2 separate regions of the Mus musculus genome follow, and region 2 is linked to region 1. A link is a loop called in an ENCODE intact Hi-C map of the cell type or tissue named here. Cell type or tissue: left cerebral cortex. All regions are shown on one strand. Each heading gives the region's core, and the rest is flanking DNA. Links, peaks and the distances in the headings are about the cores only. Region 1 holds the start of Gm15998 (a long non-coding RNA gene). Region 2 holds the start of Dap3 (death associated protein 3).

Region 1 (6,828 bases), core at 1,024-6,023:
CTGTCCCCCGCGGACACTGAAAGCTGAAGGCTGAGTTCTGCGGGCCTAGGAAGCAGGGGCGCTGTTGATGTGAGAAGAGTCGGGATGCCCCCAGGGCGTTGCAAGCCGGTGGGACACAGTAAGACCTATAGAAGAACGGGGAGGACGCCTTTCTGCGGAGAAGTAGGAGGCAACAAGGAGATGACATGGAGGGCTGAATGGAAACTCCCTGAAGGAGCAGGGCACACAGTCCCCAGATGCTAGCCCACCCCACGCTGAGAGCAGGAGGGGGGTAACCCTCGAGGCGTGGTTAGCAGCTGGGGCCTATGTGCACCTCCCTCGCTGCTAGGCTAAGTAGGATGACAGATTCAATTAAAGAGGTTGTGCCTAACAGACAGGTCGGGTCTCCTAGGAGTTATGGTTTGGGATTCCTGGCACCCGGCCTTCTGCTCTCTCCACCAGATACCAACTGGATACAGCTACCTTGCCAGCAGGTTTTGAACCAAGTGGCCAGGTTTTTTTTTTTTTTTTGGGGGGGGTGCATTTCTGGGGCTTTTCTGCCGTCAATCACAGAGATAGGTAAGAGGAGGCTTCTTCTCTTGTCGCTGTCACACAGCAACCACTAAATATACCCAGCTCACCGTCTTGAGGAAACTGAGGCACCACCTGTAGGAACATCTTTGGAGTTGGCTTAAAATCCACTGTAATGGGTGTGTGGTTGGAAGGGATGGGGCAGCTGCAGGGAGGAGCTGCTTCCAAATCAAACCGGATACACGGGTGAGGCCAAGGGAACAAGGCCCCAGGGGAGCTATGGGGCTGCCCCAGGCCTGCCACCATGTGCTGGCTAGCTGGCCGCCCCCTCCCCAGGTCCTTAGGGAAGGAACAGGAGCCTAGGGTTTAGGGTGGACACACAATGCATGGGTGGTGCCTGGGAGCAATCAGGCCTTGTCTAACCCGTTTTCCTGCTCCCAGCGCCCCGTCGAGACTCCTGCCCACCTGAGTGCCAGGGACAGGGAGGGGCCTGAGTGACCCATCACTCCCATGGGAACCAAGTGGGACTGGTGGCATTCCTGATGACTCAAGAAGGCTGTGCCCGTTCTTACTAGAGAGTCCAAACACCAGCTGTTACCCATCTGCCTCGTTCCTAGTCTTGGGGACCGGGCAACACAAGTACAGCCAACGATGTTGGGTAATGACAGGGAGGACCCTCAAGGCCTCATCCCAAGAAGAGGCCTCCAAGATCATTTCCCTAATGTGTCTAATTATTGTTTGTGAAACAAGGTTCTGCTTGGTGACATGGGGAGCCAGTTCTTTCCCTCAGTGAGTTCTCAGGGTCTAGGGACCCCGATGGATTGACATTTTACCCTGTGGCCCATGCTTCCCTGTGCCCACAACAGTCCCATAGCACTACCAACATGTGTGCATACTTGCCTTAAAGAAGTTAAAGACGACTTCTACCCGATCTTCCACACGTGTGGATTGAGCTGCCTCTGACTCCCTACACCGTTCAGTGCCACCACAAAGGATGTCCACAGCAACACTTAGATGGGACTGTCAGGCAGGCGAGACTTCCAGGGCATCCAGATCTGCTTCTCTGTCGCAGAGACTCATCTGGAATGTGGCAGACACAGTCATCTTGTCTAGGCGCTGTGCTATTGTTACTCTGCCTATCCTGGGGGTTGGGGGGGGGGGGCAGTGGCATCTAGGTGGAGAAAGATGTGGAATGAAGCAGAAGTCCTAGCAAGATGACAGGTCAAACCCGAGCTCTTCAGCTCCCTGGTCTGTGTCAGGTTATTGGGGACCTAATGGTTTATGGCCTCAGGATGGAGGGAAATAGGACTCAGAAGCACAAAGATAGAGGTCTTGTCATGTAGGAGATACAGGGCAAACCCCTGAGATTGTTGGGACCAGCTAAAACTGGCATAGGCGCAGCACACATGCAATCTAGCTCTTCTGAGTGTCTGCCGCTTGTGAGTGGGTGGTGGACATTTTTGTGTTGGTGCCATAGAGCTTGTGCATGCATGTGCGTGAAGCTGCCATACATGTGTGTATGAGGGCAAGTCCTGTCGGACTGACCTGGGGTGGACCTGCAGCAGCAAAAGGCATTCTGGGAGAAGAGAGAAGGGAAGAGAGAGAGAGAGAGAGAGAGAGAGAGAGAGAGAGAGAGAGAGAGAGAGAGACAGCGCGAGAGAGCTTGGGTTCCAAGGAAGGGATCTCTCTACTTTCACCCTACCCTTCCATTCATTCCTTCAGTCCCTCCTCTGGCCTGCTGAATTATGGGGAATGGTCTAAGGAAATCCGGGCCTAGGTCTGGGAGTCGTTGGGGCCTGTGCGTTTCTGTGGCAACCAGAGCTAGGTTCCTTCTTTTCTCCGCCCCTCTCCCTTTCCTCTCCTTCCTTAGGAGGTAGGCCAGGCTTCCTTGTGCTTTTGCTACCCTCTGGTGGCCACCAGGGGAAAGACAGGCCCAAAAGGAGAGGACACAAGGGACTGGCACACTAGACCACAGGCACAGAAATGGGCTGAGAAAAGATTGTAGAAAAAGCCAAGAGAGTGAGGGACTGAAGTGTTATGATCAAAATATATATATAGTGTTCTAATGAAGGTCCGTGGGGTGTTGACAGGGTGTTGACATGGAAAGCCTTGGAGCATTGGAGTTTCTTCTCTGACCCACTTCATTTGTCCACAGCCTGCGGCGAGAGGGCTACACCGTGCAGGTGAACGTGAACGACTATCTGGATATTTACTGTCCGCACTACAACAGCTCAGGGCCTGGCGGCGGGGCGGAGCAGTACGTGCTGTACATGGTGAACCTGAGCGGCTACCGCACCTGCAACGCCAGCCAAGGCTCCAAGCGCTGGGAATGCAACCGGCAGCACGCCTCGCACAGCCCCATCAAGTTCTCCGAGAAGTTCCAGCGTTACAGCGCCTTCTCGCTGGGCTATGAATTCCATGCCGGCCAAGAATACTACTACATCTGTGAGTGCCGGGTCCTGGGTCTTCTGAATGACAGGGTGGGGTCCCAGGGATCCCCGGCCAGCCGTTGTAGTGGTCACCAGGGATAGGCTTCAGGGTTTCAGCTCTGAGAAGTTGCAAGGCTGTGGGGATGGGGTGACAGTCCCAAATTTGGGTCGCAGAGCATTTCTGTTGGGATGGGCTAGCCACGAAGTCATGGTGACCAATGTCCAAAGAAAGATTGGAGCAGAGACTTGGGGACACAGCCGGATGCGGGCAATTTGGAGGGGGATGGGAGTCTATGTTAAAGCCGCAAGGGCACCAAGTGAGTGAAAGAAATCTCCTCCCCAGCCACGCCCACTCACAACCTGCACTGGAAGTGTCTGAGGATGAAGGTGTTCGTCTGCTGCGCCTCCAGTGAGTAGCGTCGGTTTCCAACCACGTCCGCATCCTTGCCTCCCTGCTTTGGGGCTCCCTTGGCTTCCTGGGGATGGGGGCGGAGGGCACAGGCGACCGGGATGGCTCCCCAGCTGTAGCAGGGGGAGGGGGTCCTGGCCCTGACTTTCCCCTCCTCTCTCCCCACCCGCACCCCACCCCGCAGCATCGCACTCCGGGGAGAAGCCGGTCCCCACTCTCCCCCAGTTCACCATGGGCCCCAATGTGAAGATCAACGTGTTGGGTGAGTCTGCGCAGCGCCCTCTTGTGGCCACTGCTGGAATCGCAGCCCCCTTCCCAGTGCATGCTTCCCACCCACCCCCTCCCGCATGCCTTCCCATGGGACACGAGCCCTTCCGGCCCCTCCCCCGTGGGTGGTCACATCTCTGGCTCCACTGCTGCTGCTGCTGCCGCCGCCGCCGCGTGCCCCCCGCCCCAGCGCACAGCACAGCCCTTACCAGTTTGCCTATTTATCTTTCCACAGAAGACTTTGAGGGAGAGAATCCCCAGGTGCCCAAGCTTGAGAAGAGCATCAGTGGGACCAGCCCCAAGCGGGAACACCTGCCTCTGGCCGTGGGCATCGCCTTCTTCCTCATGACGCTCTTGGCCTCCTAGCTCTGCCCCTTCCTATGACAGAGAGAGGTGGGAAGGGCTGAGAAGGAGCAGGGAGCTTGCTGTGGGGCCTACATCCTTCTTCCCATGGTTGGGAGCGGGGTCTGCACTGTACATCTCTCTGGGCCTGCCCTCTTTGCCCACACACTCTCTAGGACAGGCACCGTAGTGGATCAGGCACAGGGACAGCCACAGGTCCCAGGTGGCCTGTGGCTTTGGTAATGTTTGGTACCAAACCTGGGGGCTATAAAGGCAGTGCTCAGGACTCCCTGGCCCCTGGTACCTTTCCCTGACCCTTGGTGCCCTCCCTCTTTGTCCCCCAAGAGGCAAATATGCCCCAGAGAGAACAAACGAAGCATGGGAGGTGCCCCCTGTCCTCTCCTCTGGGGCAGAACATGGGGAGGGGACTAGGTGGGTGAGGGGTGGAGCCTCAGGCTGCCCCTCCCCCTGTTTACAGCAATAAGCATGTCCTCTCCCTCCACTCCCACATAGAGGACTGTGGTTTGGATTGAATCCAAGTTTACAAATAGACACCCCTGGGGGGGAGCAGGCAGTGGACAGGGGTGGGCATCGGGGTGCCAGACAGGCATGTACAGACTCTATATCTCTATATATAATGTACAGACAGACAGAGTCCCTTCCCCTTCTTAACCTTGACCTTTCTCGACTTCCCCTTCCAGACTCAGACCCCTTCCCCTACCAGGTTAGGCCCCCCTTGGGACCCCCCTGGCCCCTCTTTTGTCTTCTGTGAAGACAGGACCTATGCAACGCACAGACACTTTTGGAGACCGTAACAACAATGCCCCCTCCCTTCCAGCCCTGAGCCGGGAACCAACTCCCAGGACCTTGCCCTGCCCACCCTAAGTGGTCCCCACCCATCCTGGGCCTTTTTCAAGTGCTTTGGCTGTGACTTTCATACTCTGCTCTTAGTCTAAAAAAAATAAACTGGAGATAAAAATACCTGAGTGTGTGTGGTTTCAAGGGGCCACGTCCCTCTGTTTCACTGGCTGAACCAATCCTGTGGGGCTCAAGGCCCGGGTGAGCAGGCATTCTAGGTTAGAGGCCACAGAGTGGAGAGAGGGACAGAGCTTCAAGTTGAGCCCGGGTGACTTTGGGCAGGTTCCTTAACCTTTCTAGGCTCCGGCTTCCCACAGGGAAAGTGGTGTGAGTACCCGCTTCCCAGGCCCTGTGTACCCGAGTTAAGGCTCAGGCTGGTGCGCTCTATGCTGTAGTCAGAAGCTTTTGGCTGGGTCCAGGGATTTCAGGGGATTTGTGATCCTAGATAGGAAAAAAAAAGTTACATGGTTATTTTCACTCACCTGTGACAAGTTTAACATTCCCTTTCTGTACTTGGGCAACAGGCCACAGCAGCATAAAGAGTACGTGTGACTTTGTAGCCAACAGAAATCCCAGATGTTTTCAGACCTGCTTTATATCTCAGAATATCATTTATGTGTCACTACTTTGAAATGATCATAGTTGTTAGACTTTACTTGTTTTTAACATGTTAATAAAGAAACATATATATTACATACCAAAAATGTAAATGTCTCTTAACTGTGTTTCAATAATGACACTTTGAGGTTTTATTCATTTGAAAATGTGCACCCTGTTGGGGCCTGGGCTCCACATAACCACAGCATCGTGTCAAGAGAGCAGAAAGGACAGGTCATGTGTGAGACCATCATAGAAGCTGCTCAGGATACAGGGAGGTGACTTTCTCACAGCCCAAGGGACCTTACCCTACCCTTCTTCTCTTATTGGCACCAAGGACAGGCTAGATCCTAGGTAAACATCTCTCCTATGTGGCTGTCTGTTGCACTGTGACAGCAGTAGCCAAGTATGGTGGTACATACCTGTAGTCTGAGCACTCAGTGGAGCTGAGGCAGGAGGACTGCTGCAAGTTCAAGGACAGACTAGACTCCTGAGTGCGACCCTATCTGAGAGTGTGCAGTTTCTTGGTAAGTTTTCGATATCACCTAGCAGATGCTTGGAGTGGAGGACAAGCAGGGAAAGAACCCAGGGCAGATGGTGGACCAGTGTGACACACTACTGTACCAAAAGACAGGAAAGGCAGGCTCCAGTTTTCCATGCTCACAGTCGATACTCAAGGAACACCTGCCAAGAGCCAGGTTCTGGTGGGACAGAGAAGACATTGTCTGTACTTTCAGACACGATGATTTCCAGGTGTGGGCTGTACACCCGTAATCCTGCTGCTTGGGAGACTGAGGTAAGAAGACAGAGTTCAAGGATAGTGTGGGCTACATGTGCTTTGTCAAAACACGACCCGGGCCAGGATGGCTCCACGGCAAATCACTTGTGAAGGTCTGATGACTTGCATTTGATGACAGAAGCCGCATAAAGGCAGGAGAGAGATGTCAGATGGTGTCCTCTGTTTCTACTTATACTCAAGTGAGCGTGTGTGTGTGTGTGTGTGTGTGTGTGTGTGTGTGTGTGTGTGCACAAACAACTGTTAAAGCTCCTGTGCTGGCTAGCATTATGTCAGCTTGACACAAGCTGTTGTCATCTGAGAGGAAGGAACAACAACTGAGAATATGCCTCCATAAGATCCAGCTGTAGGCAAGCCTGTAAGGCATTTTTTAAATTAGTGATTGGTGGAGGAGGGTCCAGCCCATTGTGAGTGGTGCCATGCCTGGGTTGGTAGTTTTGGGTTCTATAAGAAAGCAGGCTGCCCAAGTTGTGATGAGCAAGCCAGTAAGCAATACTCCTCCAAGGTCTCTGCATCAGCTCCTGCCTCCAGGTTCCTGCCCTGTTTGAGTTCCTGTCCCAACATCTTTCAATGATGGACTATGATGTGAAACCATAAACCAAAATAAACCACCCTTTTCT
Region 2 (6,828 bases), core at 1,075-6,074, 370 kb after region 1:
TAGTCCACAATTATTTACTAACTGCAGAAATACATTTTGAGAAAATAAATTTCTTTTCCCTTTCTGGTGTTTTGAAAGTCTCACTCTACAGCTTAGGCTAGCCTAGAACTCACTATGTAGTCCAGGATGGCCTTGAATTCACACTAATCTTCCTTCCTGCCTAGGCTTTTCTAAATGTGCTGATGAGTCACCATGCCTGTCAAGTTCTCCTGATGACACACAAGGTCTGCTCCAGCATTCACCTTCAAACTTAAATACATTTACACCCAAACACAATTCAAGAAAAAAGTGGGCATTTAAAACAAGACCCTCTGAACAAATTGGTGTTACTCTACCACAACTGAAGCTCCTGAAAGCACACATAGTAGCTGGGCACAGTGATGCATGCTCTTACCCCAGCACTCAGGCCGGAGCCATCCAGAGGTCTCTGTCTGAGCCAGCCTGCTCATCTACACACTAAACGTAAGGTCTCTATTTCTTCCGATTCTCAGGATGGATATGGATATATACATATACATATATATATATCCTCTAGACTAGGAAACATCCCAATAGTACAGTCGAGTTAGTTCAAAGATCCTTTCCTCGTTTTCCAAGTGGGGATCTGTCCTACAAAATTAGCCTTTCGAAGAATTCCTACAGTCCAGCCAAGACGTTCCAATATCCAAAGGCACATATCAATAATTTACAGATCCCAAAAACAGTTTACTCATAAATGCCAAAAGAAACTGCCAAAGCATCCAGGCAGTTGGCTCATGACTGTAACCCCAGAAAGCTATGTTAAGAACATTACAAGCCTCAAATTTGAGGCCAGCCTGGGCCACATAATGGGTCCTGGGCTAGTCTGGGCTATATAGAGAGTAAGACCCTTTTTCAAAACAAAAGGAAAATGTCAAAGAAGATATACTCTAATTACAAACATACCACCTGTTGGATGATGCTACTCTTGTGTCCATCTGCCTAGATTCTTTCTAAATTAAGTAGCTTTTAAATTCATATTCTCTCTCTCTCTCTCTCTCTCTCTCTCTCTCTCTCTCTCGTGTGTGTGTGTGTGTGTGTGTGTGTGTGTGTGTGTGTGTGTAGTGTGTAGTCATCAGCAGAGACTGGAAAAGGGTGTGTGTGTGTGTGTGTGTGTGTGTGTGTGTGTGTGTGTGTAGTGTGTAGTCATCAGCAGAGACTGGAAAAGGGTGCCAGATACCCTGGAGCTAGAGTGGACCCCAGGCCTCCTGTAACCAGGGGCTGACCTTAAACTTAATGTGAAGCTTGAGCTCAGGCGCCTCCTGCCTCAGCCTCCGGAATGCTTGGATTGCAAGTGTGTGCCACATTCAGACTGGTTTTTTAAAAAGGGTTGGTGGTTTCAGTTCCACAGATTTATTTGCTCTCTGTATGTTCACAACTCCCCTCTTATGCATCCCTATCTATTCCAACAACCTAATCAACAGATCTTGATAATTCTTACCCCAAGACAGGAATCAATTATTTTGTTGGATGAGTCCGAAAAGATCCTGTCACTGGCAGAAATAAAGTCAAGCTGCCCAAATACGAGTGTGGCTCTTTGGTAGAATGCCTGCTAGCAGGGTTAATCTATTCCCCCTGACCCTCCCCCTGACCCCCCACCCCCCCCACACACACACACACAAAAAACCCAACCAGCAACAAACAACAGCTATACAGATACAAAGTAGGCTGTGGAAGCAGTTTAACTTTTTATTTATTTATTTATTTATTTATTTATTTGGTTTTGGGAGACAGGGTTTCTCCCTGTAGACCTGGCTGTCCTGGAACCAACTCTGTAGACCAGGCTGGCCTCGAACTCAGAAATCCACCTGCCTCTGCCTCCCAAGTGCTGGAATTAGAAACATGTGCCACCACTGCCCAGCAACACATTGGAACTTTCATACATACTAAGCTGTCAGAAGTGGTCTGCTTGCTTTGTAAACACAACAAAATTACAAATACCTATCTCATATAGGACAGTGTATATTCTATACATGTTTGACACTTTTAAGTTCTCCCAAGCATAATCTAACCAATCATATTTACCTACTTTCAAAATACACTTGTATTTGGCAATAACAATCTCCTGAGGCACTATGATAATATGGACAATACATTACTAAATTAGTAATCAAAATATCTCAACATTGCCACTAATTTAACACATGACCTTGGAAAAGTACCTCTTTATGCCGGGATTTCCTATTCTCCTATAATTTTTACAGTTTTAGGATTACGAACTGAAAGAGTACTCTGAATATAAAAACTTTATGCACTACTATAAATCCACACGGTCAAAAACATCTCCCCTTATTCTCAGCCTAATAGCGATCACTCTGAGGATGTTGGTCTGGCTTTCATATTTACACAACTGACTCTATTCAAAGGCACAGACTATGTCAAGTTTCTCCCCTTCCTGATCTTAGCATGCATTCTGTATTATCATACTAATCATACTAATGCTAAAATACATGCACATTTATCGACCTAGAGAACACATGTCCCAGCATTTGTTTTTAAATAAGCTAACTTACAAAGGGAACTTCCCCAAATGCAGGCAAACTCTTCCTGAACACTCTCCATCCTCGAATTATACACATATAAACAGAGCAGCTATAAACCAACAGACCATCTGGTCTTCAAGACCCAAAACATTTCTTTCCAAGTAGAAACTAACCAGTGACATTTATTAAACTTATTAACACTCAGATCACTATGTCATGTCTGCATATATTTCCGCCTTTCGAGAACACCACAGATCTTGTACAGGTAAACTACCCGCTGAAGATCATCTCCCTTGCTACTTTTGTCCCTTACTTAAACAGACATAAACTGGATCTTGGGGGATGCTCCAATCGGGCCTACTACACAAACTAACCTGTCAGGGGCACAAGCGACTCCGCCTCCACTCGCTTACTTTCCCGTCCCCCTCCCCCAAACCAAGAGCCCGCTGGTCAGGGACACCCCGTCACCCCGCCTAGAGGGACTTCCCGGTAAGCTCAGGATCCCTATCCCTGCTCTCCCTTCCCCCATCCTCACCCCGCTCTCCCGGAGGTCCAGGTCCGGGGGGGTGACAGCGGATCCCGGGTAGCCAAGGAGAGACTACTTGGGGCCTTCAAAGGCCTGCTCACACCGCACTACTCACCGTGCGAGGCCGAGAGCGCCGAGTGCAGGCAAGTGGAGAGAGAGAGGGTGGCAGCCTGGCGCCTCGGCTTCCCTGGCTCCACACTGTAACCCTTCCCGCTTGTCAGGAGGCGGCCAGCGGGTAAGCGGACCGGCGGAAACGCGAGAGAGGAGAAGCCAAAGGCGTAGGTCGGGAAAGGGGAAACCGAGAGAAGGCGGGTCCGGCAACCGAGACCGGGATCGTCTCCCCCCTCCGCAAAGCGAACCCAAAATGGCGGCGGGAGCGGCAGCGGCGGCGGCAGCGGCGGCGGCGGCGGCGGCTCTGGGGAGGGAGGGAGCGAGCGAGCCAGCGAAGGGCGCCGCGTGCCCCCCCTCCCGCCTCCCACTCCTCCCTCCGCGCGCTCTCCCCGCCGCCCTCCCTCCCTCCCTCCCTCCCTCCCTCACCCGACTCCGGCCGCGCAGCGCGCACGCCCGCCCGCACGCTTCCGAGTGGGTCCGGACTGGTCGCGAGCTGCGCCCTCCAACCACCGCCTCCGGCCGCCCCGCGCCGCCAGCACCGACGCGCTCGCTCTGGGGCCTCCGGCTCGCGCGCTCCCGACTCCCTCTCGGCCCTCACGCGTACCTTCCTTGGCGCGAGCCCGAGCCTCCTCCCTCCTCCTCCTCCTCCTCCTCCTTCTCCTCCTCGGCTCGCCTCCCTCTCTTCCCCGCCCCCACGGCTACCAACGGCAGCCACGGCTGCCGCCGCCTTCGCCCCCACCCCTCGAACGTGCGCCTCCCACAATCCCCCCCGCGGGACGTTCCATTGCGCGCCCCTGCTGGGGCCGGGGAGAAGCGGGCACGCCCGCGCAGACGAGGCTGGCCACGGTGACCGGAATGTTTTGAAGAGCGAGCGAAGGTACCTAGGCGCGGACCTCCTGGGACGGGCCACCGCGACGCCGAGGCTTGCTGCCCGCTTCCGGCCGCGGGGCGGGTGGCGCGGTGCCCCTCCGCTGGGCTGTGGTTGCAGCCGCGGCGACTGCGCGTTGGGTAGCTTCCTGCCACACGACCCGAGCTTGCTTCACAACTGCAGGACGGGTGCCTGGGATCCAGCCGCTGGCGGTGTGTGCGGGTCACCGGAGCAGGAGTCCTAGTGTTGGACTCATGGTAAGGGGACTGAGCCACACAGGGGATGCAATGATGAAGGAGGGAAAGGAGCGTGTATTTGAACTGCCCCGAGATAGGGAATGAGGGCAGCAGTGTCGGTGATCCTCCAAGAGGGCATCCTTCAGACCCGGGGCTGCGGACCTGGGACCGGAGGATGAACGGACAGAACGGCTGTTAATATGTTAATGTAGTTTAACCTTGTTAAAGTCCCAGAGGGTACCTATCCTCTGTGATGCTTGTGTGATCCTTGTGCACTTCTCAAAGATTGTGCGAACTCGGTTTGCAACTGGCAGCCTGATGTTAGAGCAGTGGTCCGCGCAGCCTTCCTAATGCTACGACCCTTTAGTACAGTTCCACATGGTGACTCCCTACCATAAAATTAGTTTTGTTGCTACTTCGTAACTGTAATTTTGCTGTTATGAATCTTAATGTAAACATCTGATATACAGGATATCTGATATGGGATCCCTGTGAAGGGTTGTTAGACCTCTCCTCGGGTCGCCACCCGCAGGTTGAGTGTGTGAGGGGATGAAACTATGCACTGAGATTTTATTTCTGGATTTGATCTTTTAGGCCTTCAAATTTTTCCAAGTTATTTATGAGATGCTGGTAGTAAAAATTAGCTAACCCCAAAATATACCTTCAGGGTTGGAGTATGAAATAATGAGATCATATATGTAAAGCAGAATTAGCTCCTGGGTACGGGGAAAATGCGGAGTATTATTGTTATCATTTACAGTGCTGTTGATGTTGATAAGATTTGTAGGTGTAATTGGTAGTTTGTGTTCTATTCATCTAAATTGCTAGTTAAACCAGACCTATGGCATTCATTGGCTGCTAGTATTTGTTTCCGTGTTGACATTGGATGAGTGAATTCAGGGCATGTGATGTTAAAACCCCAACGTTTGATCTACTCATTTTTAGTCTCCCACAAAAAGCAAAGCAAAATTTTAGAGGAATGGCACCTTAAGTTTCCTTTCTTATCTGTGAATTCTTACCTTTGTGATTCAGGGGAAATTTAAACATTACTGCGTTCCATTCATCTCCAGAACCCATTCAATTAATATTCAGTCTTTTTTTGGAATAGGGGTTAAATTGTCTTTTGAGTGGTTGTTTATTTGTTTGTTTTGACAGTCTCACTCTTTAGCCCAAGCTTGCCTGAAACTCTGACAGTCATCCTGTCTTAGCCTCTTTAGAGGTTGGATTATAGGCATGAACCCATACCTGGTTTTCAGATAACCCAACCTTTCCCTATTGGCTGTATGCATTGGGGATTGATTATCTTTGTGTTTCCTTCTTTGAGTTAAAGAGACAATCAGCCTTAATTGACTAGCTGTGAAGTTACTTTTGCTAACCAAGCCCATGCAGTCTACCCAGGGTTGCAGGAATCTTTCTTCAGTAGCTTCCTGTGTGCAACTTTGTATAGGTGTGTGCTTGCATGTGTGCAGACTGTCCGACTGATTTACAGGGTCTATCTCAAAGGACATGGAAATGTTAAAATCAGTGTCACATACTTAAATACTAGGACTAGAAAGCTTGAAGCTATAATCTCAACACTCCACAAAGTGGAGGCAGGAGGATGGAAACTTGGAGGTCATCCACAGCTATGCAGCAAAGTCTTGACTAGCCTGAGTTCCGTGAGACAGTCTCAGAACAACAGTGGGGTTGGGGTGGGGGGCAGGTGAGAGAAAGTTAGTCTGAAGAGCACTGACGGACTTCTGTACTGTTCCTGTTGAACCCTTACAACAGGGAGACTCTTCCTTTTCCAAGCAAAGCTTGAAGTTCAAAGAAATCTGTAACTTGATCTTTAGACTTTAGTTTCCTAACTTTTCCCCTATATCACACTGCCTTCGTAGTAAAAATTCTTTATTTGTATGTGTGTGTGTATATATGGGTGTTTTGTATACATGTATGTCTGTGCATCCTGTGTGTGTGTGTGTTGCCCCCAGAGGCCAGAAGAGGGTGTTGGGTCACCTAAGATTGTGAGCCCCTGCATGGGTGCAGGAGATGGGGTGAGGCACATTAATTTTCCTTCTGTAGTCCCAGTGTTTCTCCAGGAACCCAAACCTGGGCGAGTAGGAGCAAAAAATGTAGCATAAATATGTTTGATTGTGCTGTGCACATGTGCATGCACACTCTTGGGGTGCCAGAGGTCAACTTTAAATGCCACTATTGAGGAGCTAGTCTACTAGTTATTCCTGTTTTGTTTGTTTTGGGTTTCTCTGTGTAGCCCTGGTATCCCTGGAACTCTGTAGACCAGGCTGAACTTAGATTCCCCTGTGTCTGCCTCCAGTGCTGGATTTAAAGGTGTGTGCCTTTATACCAGGTCAGTAGTTGTTGTTGTTGTTGTTGTTGTTGTTGTTGTTTTCTGAAGTAGCTGCCTGCCTAGAACTCAGGTGAGCTGGATTTGATTAGTTACTGGCCTGACTGTCTCCACATTACCCAGTCTTGGAATTATAAAGTATCTACCGCCATGCCTGGCTTTTTATATGTCTAGGATTACATTTTAATGACAAGCACTTTGATAACTGAGTCATAGTTTCCAGCCAAAGCTGTCCTTTTCCC

Evidence for each region. Peaks named below come from ENCODE experiments on the same cell type or tissue, not always from the same donor. Only the 100,000 strongest peaks of a DNase experiment are listed, where the experiment ranks them.
Region 2: it touches region 1 in a loop (2.3-fold over the local background); 1 of 42 quality-filtered maps calls a loop at or near these places.

What each region holds. Positions count from the first base shown.
Region 1 is chr3:89,312,590-89,319,417 of GRCm38, reverse strand. It overlaps Efna3 (ephrin A3), which reads left to right. Exons shown (of 5, transcript NM_010108.2): 2 at 2,666-2,955; 3 at 3,283-3,348; 4 at 3,533-3,610; 5 at 3,851-5,519. The coding sequence ends at 3,981. It overlaps Gm34014 (a long non-coding RNA gene), which reads right to left. Exons shown (of 3, transcript XR_867453.3): 3 at 5,517-6,113. It overlaps Gm15998 (a long non-coding RNA gene), which reads right to left and starts at 2,672. Exons shown (of 2, transcript XR_003954662.1): 1 at 2,213-2,672; 2 at 1-1,590. In left cerebral cortex, for the core only: CTCF peaks have their summits at 2,427 (motif pointing left), 3,423 and 3,625 (motif pointing left); DNase peaks (open chromatin) are centred at 2,411, 2,787, 3,282, 3,654 and 2 more places; H3K4me3 peaks cover 693 bases; H3K27ac peaks cover 2,622 bases.
Region 2 is chr3:88,947,303-88,954,130 of GRCm38, reverse strand. Dap3 (death associated protein 3) reads left to right here and starts at 3,849. Exons shown (of 13, transcript NM_022994.3): 1 at 3,849-4,263. The coding sequence starts at 4,261. It also overlaps a transcript of Ash1l not described here. In left cerebral cortex, for the core only: CTCF peaks have their summits at 3,167 and 3,953; DNase peaks (open chromatin) are centred at 3,181, 3,796 and 4,123; H3K4me3 peaks cover 3,314 bases; H3K27ac peaks cover 2,332 bases.